3 separate regions of the Homo sapiens genome follow, and all the other regions are linked to region 1. A link is a contact called in ENCODE Hi-C or POLR2A ChIA-PET data. All regions are on one chromosome and are shown on one strand. The core of a region is the stretch at or near the end of the contact, and the rest is flanking DNA. Distances in the headings are between cores, read along the strand shown.

Evidence for each region. Hi-C counts contacts between places; a loop is a spot of excess contacts on that map. ChIA-PET counts read pairs that join two places held with the same protein, here RNA polymerase II (POLR2A). Pooled maps may share reads with other maps.
Region 2: a loop to region 1 is called in a pooled map, with 4 times the contacts of the local background. The contact joins two enhancer-like sites. A Hi-C loop is called at or near these places in 1 of 37 single-sample maps with no recorded cell type and 2 of 50 pooled maps. POLR2A ChIA-PET finds 5 or more read pairs at or near these places in 2 of 52 experiments (CD8-positive, alpha-beta memory T cell and activated CD4-positive, alpha-beta T cell).
Region 3: a loop to region 1 is called in a map with no recorded cell type, with 4 times the contacts of the local background. The contact joins two enhancer-like sites. A Hi-C loop is called at or near these places in 1 of 37 single-sample maps with no recorded cell type and 2 of 50 pooled maps. POLR2A ChIA-PET finds 5 or more read pairs at or near these places in 2 of 52 experiments (activated CD4-positive, alpha-beta T cell and activated T-cell).

Annotation. Positions count from the first base shown.
Region 1 is chr4:38,818,876-38,822,205 of GRCh38, reverse strand. No RefSeq gene overlaps it. Among named protein-coding and RNA genes, the nearest start is that of TLR1, 16 kb to the right of the region's middle. RefSeq lists an enhancer at 2,474-2,593. Within about 2 kb of position 1,770, at least 4 of the 41 ENCODE cell types and tissues checked have a DNase peak (open chromatin) inside an H3K27ac peak, as active enhancers do.
Region 2 is chr4:38,317,264-38,320,593 of GRCh38, reverse strand. No RefSeq gene overlaps it. Among named protein-coding and RNA genes, the nearest start is that of LINC02513, 48 kb to the left of the region's middle. RefSeq lists enhancers at 1,664-2,164, 2,165-2,665. Within about 2 kb of position 1,598, at least 38 of the 41 ENCODE cell types and tissues checked have a DNase peak (open chromatin) inside an H3K27ac peak, as active enhancers do.
Region 3 is chr4:38,527,632-38,530,961 of GRCh38, reverse strand. No RefSeq gene overlaps it. Among named protein-coding and RNA genes, the nearest start is that of LINC01258, 6.1 kb to the right of the region's middle. RefSeq lists an enhancer at 1,325-1,554. Within about 2 kb of position 1,646, at least 21 of the 41 ENCODE cell types and tissues checked have a DNase peak (open chromatin) inside an H3K27ac peak, as active enhancers do.

The sequences.
Region 1 (3,330 bases), core at 521-3,020:
TTTTTATAGTTAGCTTTTAAAAAAATAAGTAGGAGCACACTCTAAAATAATGATTAAAATTATAGTCTACTAGATACAGAAACCGGTAACATAGTTGCTTATTATCATTATCAAGTATTATGAACTGTACATAATTGTATGTGCTGTGCTTTTATATGACTGTCAGTGTCGTATGTTTGTTTACAGCAGCATCACCACAAACATGTGAGTAATACATTGCACTGCAATGTTACTAGGCCATAGGAATTTTTCATCTCCATTATTATCTTATAGGGCCATGACTGTTGAGTGAAATATTGTTATGCACTGCATGACTGTACCACAAATTGAGTAGCTTATAAACAATGGAAATTTATGGCTTATAGTTCTGGAGGCTGTAATGTCCAGGGTCAGGCTGCTGACAGATTTGGTGCCTGGCGAGGGCCCACTTTCTGGTTCATAGATGGCTTGTCTTTTCACTGTATCCTCACCTGGGGGAGGGCACTAATGCCATTCATGAAGGCTCCACATTCATGACCTAATTGTCTCCCAACATCTCCAACTCTTAATACAGCTCTTTCTCCGTATCCACAGGGGATTGGTTCCAGGAGCCCTGTAGATTCCAAAGTCTGTGAATGCTCAAGTCCCTTATGTAAAATGGCATACTTCCAACCTGAGCATCATAGTGAGACCCCACCTCCTCAAAAAAAATACATGCCTGGCGGCACATGCCTGTAGTCCCAACTACTCAGGAGGCTGAGGTGGGAGGATTGTTTGAGCCCAGGAATTCCAGGCTGCAGTGAGCTATGATCATGCCGTTGCACTATAGCCTGGGCAACAGAGCAAGACACTGACTCTGAAAAAAAAAGTGTACTATTTACATATAACCTATGTACATCCTCTCATATACTTAAATCATCTCTAGATTTCTTACAATACCTAATACAATGTAAATGTTATGTAAATGTTATGTAGTTGTTAAACTGTATGGTCTTTTATTTTTATTATTTTGTATTATTATATTGTTATTATTTATTTATTCATTTATTGAATATTTTCAATCCATGGTTGTTTGAATCTATGGATGTGGAACCCATGGATATGAAGGGCTGATTGTATTATCCCCTTGGGGGTTAGGATTTCACCATAGGAATTTTGAGGGGCACACAAACATCCAGACCATAGCAAAAGAGATAAGAAACCTAGGTTAGTGACCAGGGAGGGCTGCTAGGATGAGCCTTGATGAAAGATCTTTCATCAGGAGGATCCTGGGCATGTGGCTGGGAAGGGTCCTGGGCATGTGGCTGGGAAGACCCTTCAAAGGGGAGGGCACAGTGGGTGCAAAGTTGGAAGTGAAAGAATACCATGAGCGAAGAAAGCATCAAATTGGCAGTGTTGCTGGATGTGTTAGTTTCCTGTGGCTACCAAAACAAATTACCACAAACTGGGTGGCTTAAAACAACAGAAATATATTTCTCCCAGTTCAGGAAGGCAGAAGTCAGAAATCAAGGTTGGCAGGGTTGTTCCTTCCAGAGGCTGTCAGGGAGAAATCATCCCTTTCCTCTCTCCTAGCTTCTGGTAGTTGCTGGCAAACCTTGGCGTCCCTTGGTTTGCAGATGCATCAGCTGCTTCTTAGAATGCCCTGGAGGACATGCCCCAGTAGTTAGCAGCTTTCTATAGAATGTGGTACATAATACTTCTTTGTCTTTAGTTTTGGACCCAAGTCATAAGAAAAGTTCCAGTCAACACCCTATTACGTAATCAGTAGAACCAACAGATGAGAAGAGAAACCAAAATTATTGGTAGGCTATTGACATACATGGCAGATGCGCAATCTAAAAAAATGTATCCCAAATTTGGGTTAAATAATCAATAATCTGTGCCTGTGTCTTCACATGGTGTTCTCCTCCAAGTCTCTGTCTTTTTTTTCCTGTCTCTTACAAGGACACTCTAGTTGGATTTAGGAGCCTCCTTAATCTGATGCCATCACATCTTGGTCCTTAACTTAATTAGATCTACAAAGACTCTTTTTTCAATGAGGTCACATTCTGAGATTTCAGAATAAATCTGAAATAAATGGACATAAATGTTTGGAGGTTGGGTGGAGGACACTATTCAACCCAGTCCTCTGGAGTTGGCATGACCAGCTCTGATGCCCTGGAGACTCAGTTGAGTGTGGCAGCAGAAAAGAAATGTTATCCTGGAAAGAGTGAAGACTCTAAAAGAAGCTGCTTGGAAAGTCAGAGGTACAAAGAAAGGAGTAATAGGCAAAGAGAATAGAGTGGATGGGTGTAAGAGCACAGGAAAGAGACAGTGGATGGAGACCCGGGATATAAACGGTGAGAGTGTGGGAGTTTTAAAGAGAATGAGACCACAAATATGGGGAAAGGAGGAGGTATTTCTGTCTAGGTTTCTGGGGACTGGTTTGATTAGAAAGGAATGAGACTAAACTACAGGGAGTAAAAGACCTGAGGGGATTTCTAAAACCACAGGGACTTTCTGAGAGTTTCAATTACGGTTAGTTTATGAGGAATCTCAACATCATCTAGTCCAAATGTGAAGTAGTGTTTATTTTTCTCAGTCATTCCATCAACTGGATTCTGAAATTCCCCTCTTGTCACTCCTTAGTGATATCTTGAGCAGATTTAATACTTCTGCAGTCCTTTTGAGATACTGATACTCCAATCTAGTTTAAAATTCTAAATCTCCATCTTCATCTAAAACTCATCTTCTTTCTGCATGTCACAGGCTAGGTCTGTAGCTCAACCTTGGCATATATTTTGGAGGTAGGCATGGTTTATCTGAGATACACTCTTCTTGCCCCTCCCTCTCCCAGATCTAGCTCCCTGAAGTGGAGATCAAGGATGAGTGGTAAGAAGGCAGATATCCTTTTCTATAATTGTGTCGATTAAGGTACAGTCTAAGCTGCAGGACTGGGAGACCTCAAATACAGAGGCTTAAATAAGATTGAGGTTTATTTCTTTCTCATATAATAGAAAAAAGTATAGCTAAGAGGTCTAGAATAGGTAAGCTGTCTCTATTCCACAAAATCATTCAAGGGCTCAGGATGACCAGATGTCTCTGTTTCCTATAGCTCTGGTCTTATCCTATGGCCTCCATTCTCCCTTGCATGGAGCCACAGGAGCTGATGAAGCCCTCCTGTGCCTTTTTGTGTGTGTGTGGCCCATGGGATGCTGAGGTGGAGATACACCCCCTTTCCCAGGTACCTGATACCACAGTCTCTAATTGCCAGTTGGCAAGGGTTGGTCCAATGGAAATCTCCAACAGAGTAGACACCAGTCGCTCTACTAATTTACACTCCTGAACCCCCAGGGGGCACGTGTAATGTTC
Region 2 (3,330 bases), core at 349-2,848, 500 kb after region 1:
CATTTGTTTCTTTTCCACCTGACTTCAAGGAGCTTGTCAAAGCGCAGCCTAAGTTAACAGGCTCTGTCAATGTGAGTACCAGAAGCCAGGCCGCCACCTGCGCTGTTCCAGAAGCCAGGGATACAATGAAAAAACACAAACGTTTCTCCCCATTTTGCTGTATACATTCCAATTCTTTCGCTAGGGACTGTACAAAATCCTGTCTTCTCTGGCAGGTTTCAGGTGGAGGTCCTGGGATGCTTGGACCCAGGACGGCCCATAGTGCGGGCCTCTGCGTCCTCTCCCCCTCACATAGGGGCAGAGGCCAGGAGGCCTGGATCCTTCCCCAGCAACCGTGTGGAGGTTTTTACTTCCTCTGATCCAGGGGACACATGTAATCTTTTTCTACAACTCCCTGAGGCTGGTTTTTCCCACCCTACAAATCAGTAAGCATAAATTTTTGCAGAGAAGCCTGGAGCCATGGGTCCTAAGCATTCAGGCAGCCAAAAAAATTAAATTTTCAACCGGAGCCGGGTAAGGACACATGGTCTCAAACGTTTCCTGCCCAATTGGAGCCGCTTTCCTCCTCTTGCACACTTGCTCCCCCTACTGCCTGACGCTGGAAGTGCAGGCCTGGCTCCGAGGCAAGCTTGAACGCCCCAGCTCGGTCCTGGGATGGCCAGGGTGAAAGCCAGCAGAGCAGAGAGGTTGCCAAAAAAAAAAAAAAAAAGCAATAGTACATCTTTCATAATTCTCCCACTGCTCTGGGGAAGGCACTAAGCTAAGTCTTTTCTTTACATTTGAAGAATAAACTCTGTAATAAAGATTGAATAAAAGTCTTCCCTGAATAAAGTTTTGCCAAATAAGTTAAAGTTAGGTCTCCCTTAAGGGTTCAATAAATGAAAAGAACTTCAGTTTTAGATTCAGACCTCGTGAAATCCCCAAGCCCCTTTGGATTTCAGACCCTTGGAACGCAGATCCAGGTTTTGCGCCTTTATGTGATGCGTGAACTTGGACATCTTATTTAATCTTTTTGAGCCTGAGTTTCTTTAACTGTAATTTGGGCATAATCATATTGTTGGTCTCATAGTGTTGCTGTAGAACGTAAATGAAAGAATGTGAATGCATGAGAAAAGACTTTTACAACATAAAAATAAATGTGAGCTGTTTCCCTTCCAATCCAACGCACACACACCCCTTTTCCATCTATCTAAGTGGAAATGGCCGTCGAGGCAACCTAAACCCCTAAAAAAGGAAGTAGGGCAAGGAAAGCCCGGTCACAAACAGGAAGTAACAGAAATGCCACTGAGAAACATTCAGGCAGAAGAAAGAAAGAAAAACAGTCCTAGGCTGTGTTTTTGAAGATCAAGTTAGATTTAGTTAATGATTTGGGGCGTTGCCAGCCCGACTTGACCCCCTAAATAGGGGGTTTTCAGAGATGGTTAGGAAATTCTTGACCTCGATTTGACCTCACGAATGGGAATTCTCACTCTGCAGTTGGTAGGTTCCTGCCTTTTTAAATGTAGGTCTCTCCTCCTTTTCCCCTGCGGCCATAGGAGGGGCCGAGCGCTCAGCCGGCTGGGAGGAGCTGGGGCTCCGCCTGCCCTCCCTCGCCGTGGGGAGCCGCCCTGCAGCGCCTCTCGGGTTACTGCCTCCCTTCCTGGCTTCACAAACTCGCCACATGGTAGGTTGGCTACTTAAGGGAATGTAAGAAAAAGCACTCAAGTGACGGCATACAAAGAAGTTTTACAGCTCTGGAGATTATGTCAGATTTTCCTTCCTAATTTCTCCTTAGAGGAGACAAAATCCTAGATTTTTTTTTTTTTTTTGAAGGAAAGGGGAAAAAAAACGCAAAACGAAAGGGAAACATATTAACATATCAGGACACATTGTGCTGTTTATTCTCTTGTTTTTCTTTTCTCATTTTTGAAAGCTCTTTCAAGAATCTTACCGCCTTTCTTGTCTTTTCCTTAATTTTGTGTGTTTTTAAGGTGGGGAAGGGAGAGGATTAGAAGCCTGTGAATTTTGTCAGGACAAGGCCTTCCTAAGCTTTTCATTTGTTTGCAGAACCAGAGTTCCTTCTCTGGTCCAGATGAAGAGACTAGTTCCTACCTCCTTCGCCTATACCTCTTATTAAAGGACCCCTCCAACCCTTGTCAAAATGCTTGGTGAAAGTGAGAGTTGGAAAATCAAGAGATCCACATCCATCCTTTGAGTGACCCTAGTCTGCAGACAGTGTCAGAGAGACAAATACAAATATTCTTAAGATGGTATCATGTCCCATCTTAGGCTTGGTTGTTTTTCAATGGCCTCCAACTGTACACTTGTTACAGGAAAGGGGTCCCCATCTAGACCCCAAGAGAACGTTCTTGGATCTCACACAAGAAAGAATTCAGAGTGAGACTGTAGACTAAAATGAAAGCAAGTTTATTAAGAAAGTAAAGGAATACACTTTGGGAGGCCGAGGTGGGCGGATCATCTGAGGTCAATAGTTCGAGACCAGCCTGGCCAACATGGTGAAACCCATCTCTACTAAAAAAAAAAAAAAAGAAAAAGAAAAATACAAAATATTCGGGTGTGGTGGTGCACGCCTGTAATCCCAGCTACTAGGTGGCTGAGGCAGGAGAATTGCTTGAGCCCAGGAGGTGGAGGCTGCAGTGAGCTGAGATCATGCCACTGCACTCCAGCCTGGGTAACAGAGCCAGACTCTGTCTCAAAAAAAAAAAGACAAGACAGGAAAGGAATAAAAGAATAGCTACTCCGTAGACAGAGCAGCCCCAAGGGCTGCTGGTTGCCCATTTTTATGGTTATTTCTTGATGATATGCTAAACAAGGGATGGATTATTTATGCCTCCCCTTTCTAGAGCACATAGGGTAACTTCCTGATGTTGCCATGGCATTTGTAAACTGTCATGGTGCTGGTGGGACTGTAGCAGTGAGGATCCTACACTCATTGCCATCTTGATTTTGGTGGGTTTTAGCTGGCTTCTTTATTTACTGCAACCTGTTTTATCAGCAAGGTCCTTATGACCTGTGTCTTGTGCTGACACCCTATCTTATCCATTGACTTAGAATGTCTTAACTGCCTGGGAACACAGCCCAGTAGGTCTCAGCCTCATTTTACCCAGCCCCTATTCAAGATGGAGTTGCTCTGGTTCAAACGCTTCTGACACAATGGCTTCCAGTTGTACATGCACAACTGAAAACTCCACCATGAGGATGATGATAATGGTGATTTCAAAGTGTTTTCACAGTTGAGCCAGATAACAGCCTATGAGCACACAGAACAGGTGAATTAAGCTTGTGTCACAGATGAGGAATTGAGGAGCAGAAAGGTACAGGGTTGAGTCC
Region 3 (3,330 bases), core at 397-2,896, 290 kb after region 1:
AGTAGCTGGGACTGCAGGCATGCACCACCATGCCCAGCTGCTTTTTAAAATTTTTTGTAGAGAAGGGCCTCTCTATGTTGCCCAGGCTGGACTCAAACTCCTGGCCTCAAGTGAGCCTCCTGCCTTAGCCTCTCCAAGTGCTGAGATTACAGGTGTGAGCCACTGGACCAGGCCTATTTCTTTTAAAAGTTTGAAGATAGATAGTATTTTAAGCCTTTGCCTTCCTTATATATTTTTCTATTAAACGTTGCATGGAGAAATGCTTCTGCTGAATAATCAAAATAATCATCCACCTTTATGATTTTTGATGCATAATAACATAATCTTCACATCTTAGATATGTATCATATATACTATGGTACACTTTCCTATTTATACTTTTCTTATACATTTAAAAAAACTACTGAATATGTACCTGTAAAACCCTTTAGTAATGCAAAGTGTATGTGTGAATTGGTGTACATGGATGTATGTGATCTATACATTCATTAAATAATGAACCACTTACTATACACCATGCCCTGTGGAAACTCAATGCTAAAAACTCATAATCCTTGTCTGCTAGGGATACTATATCAAATGGACATTGCCTTGATCATTTCTGAAAAGTCCCAAATTAGAAAAATATTGGATGTCAAAAGCATATCTTAAAGCCAGAGGCACAGAACTCAAAGGACTTTTCTCTTATAAAAATTTTATATCTTTAATACAAGTTGTCTTCCCAAAATGACTGAATGTATACTATACCTCAGATATAACTAGATTTAGTATAAGTTAATTCAGTTTACCAATACATTTATGGTTTACTTTGTGAGAAACTAGAATCCAAAAGTGAGTAAGACCTATCTCCTGCTCGCAAGCAACACATAGTCTGGTAGGTGAGGCAAACCGGTAAACACATGACTGCCAGCAGGCACAGTGGGCGCAGAGTCACTCAGGAAGGCTTCATGGAGAGTGCTGGTCACCTATGCACCAAGTACGTGGTGTTGCTAAGCGACAAACCAGGAAGCCCGGAGCACATTTCCCACTGACTGAGCTCTCGCAGTAGAAGAGGAAGGTTCTGCCTGTCCTGCTCTTCTGATCTGCTGATCAGGTGTGGAGTAGCACCAGCTTCAAGGTGGTAGGTCCATGGCCCAGAGCACAGGCTGAATGACTTGTCAAACCAGGACTTCCTGCCAACGCAATTCTGCAGGCTAACTTCCTGTTTTTGTTTTTGCTGTTTTTCTTTTTTCATCAGGAACCAGGCAGGGGAGCTTGGTTTTCTTCCACTGACACCACCATCGATTTCTTCCCTTCTTTGGCCCATTGTGCAGCTGAGAGAGGCCCAAGAAACTCATTAAGAGCTTCCCACTGCCTTCAGGATACCATGTAACCTCCCTTCAGGGCTGGGTCTCATCCACCTCTTCATCTTGCCCTCAGCCAGGCCCCATAATGTTCTCTGTGCTGCAGCCATGCCACACTCCTTGTGGTTCCTCAGACATGCCACACTCTTCAGCCTTTTCTCCAATCTCTTTTACATGCTCTTCCTTTGCCCGAAAATAATTTCCCTCCTACTCTTGGCCTGCTGAAGCCTCGTCAAGCTTCAGGCCTCAGCGTGCATGTCATTTCCTCAGGAAGGTCTTTGCTGGCCGCTACGATGAGGTAGCTCCTAGATGACCCAGCACTTCCCTTATCTGAGTCCTCATTAAACCTCATGGTGACCTTTCTTCTCCAAGCTGCAGGGGAGGGCACAGACCACATCTGACTGGCTCATCCTTGTATTTCCAGGGCCGGCCTATAATTTGGTGGATTCAGGTCCAGCTTCCTGGGTGGGGGACCTGTGGAGTTACACAGGGACTCATGCTTAGACAGGTGGCTTTAATGCTTGGCTTAATGCTGCTGTCATCTAGAAAGTTCTTTTTTCGTTTTCTTTTTTTTTTTTTTTTTGAGACAGGGTCTAGCTCTGTCGCCCAGTCTGGAGTGCAGTGGCACCATCTCGGCTCACTGCAACATCTGCCTCCCGGGTTCAAATGATTCTCTTGCCTCAGTCTCTCGAGTAGCTGGGATTACAGGTGCCCACCACCAGGCCTGGCTAATTTTTTGTATTTTTAGTAGAGACGGGGTTTCACTATGTTGGCCAGGCTGGTCTTAAACTCCTGACCTCAAGTGATCTGCCCACCTTGGCCTCCCAAAGTGCTCAGATTACTCGAGTGAGCCACTGTGCCTGGCTGCTATCTAGAAAAGTCTTAATTTTTGAACAAGAGGCCCCATATTTTCATTGTGCACTGAGCCTCACATATTATGAAACTGATACTACATGGATGAATAAATAAATCAATGGATATGTATTAATCCTTACAATATATTGAGCCAAGGAAATTAAAGCTTCTGAAGGTCTCATTTTGAACAAGATAGAATAATTTAGCAAAAGTTGCAATGTATTATGCAGATGCCTTTATGATCTATTTTGCTATTTTTCACATACTATTTGTTCATATGAGAAAAGAGAAGCTTTACCTGAAAGATATGTATTGTCTGTTCTGTGAGATGTATATCCATTAAAAATTATATTTTATTCAACTACAACCATTATGAATTTAAAAAAGAGAAAAAAGAAGTCCAGAATGACTTGCTTTGTCTTATTCATTATAACTGGAAAGAAAGGTACAACTTCTTAAGAAAGAAAAAGAAGCAGGAAAAATTTTGCAAATAATGTTACCTAGATGTCTATCTCTGTAGGATTGAATGAATATCAGCAGAAATATCTGTTTGGGTAGTAAATGCAATATTAGAAAAGAATGAATCTCAAAGGAGAAAGATGCAAGATATGGCTATTTCATTCATAAACCCAAGGATGTCATTCAAGAGAGGCCATTTCTGGGCTTTGAACTTTTAAGGCTTGCAGAGAACTTCCTGGTAAGCATTGTGAAGGCAGCCAAGGAGTGTCTTAGTTAGTTCAAGCTGCTGTAACAAAGTGCTATAGACTTTAAAATGGTAGAAATTTGCTTCTCACAGTTCTGGAGGCTGGGAATTCCAAGACCAAGGCACTAGCAGATTTGGTGATTGGTGAGGGCCCATCTCCTCACAGATGGTGCCTTCTCACTGTGTCCTCATGTGGTAGAAGGGGATATGGAACTTCCTCAGGCCTCTTTTCTAAGGGCATTAGCTCTATTCATGACAGTTCCACCCTCATGACTTAATCACCCCCCAAAGACCTCACCTTCTAATACCATCACTGTGGGGTGGGGGGTGCGGTGGGTGGGGTTAGGATTTCAACATGTGAATTTTGGAGAGACACAAACATTCAGATCACAGCAGGGGTCATCTAATAATTTTTTAAGGGTTTCTCTG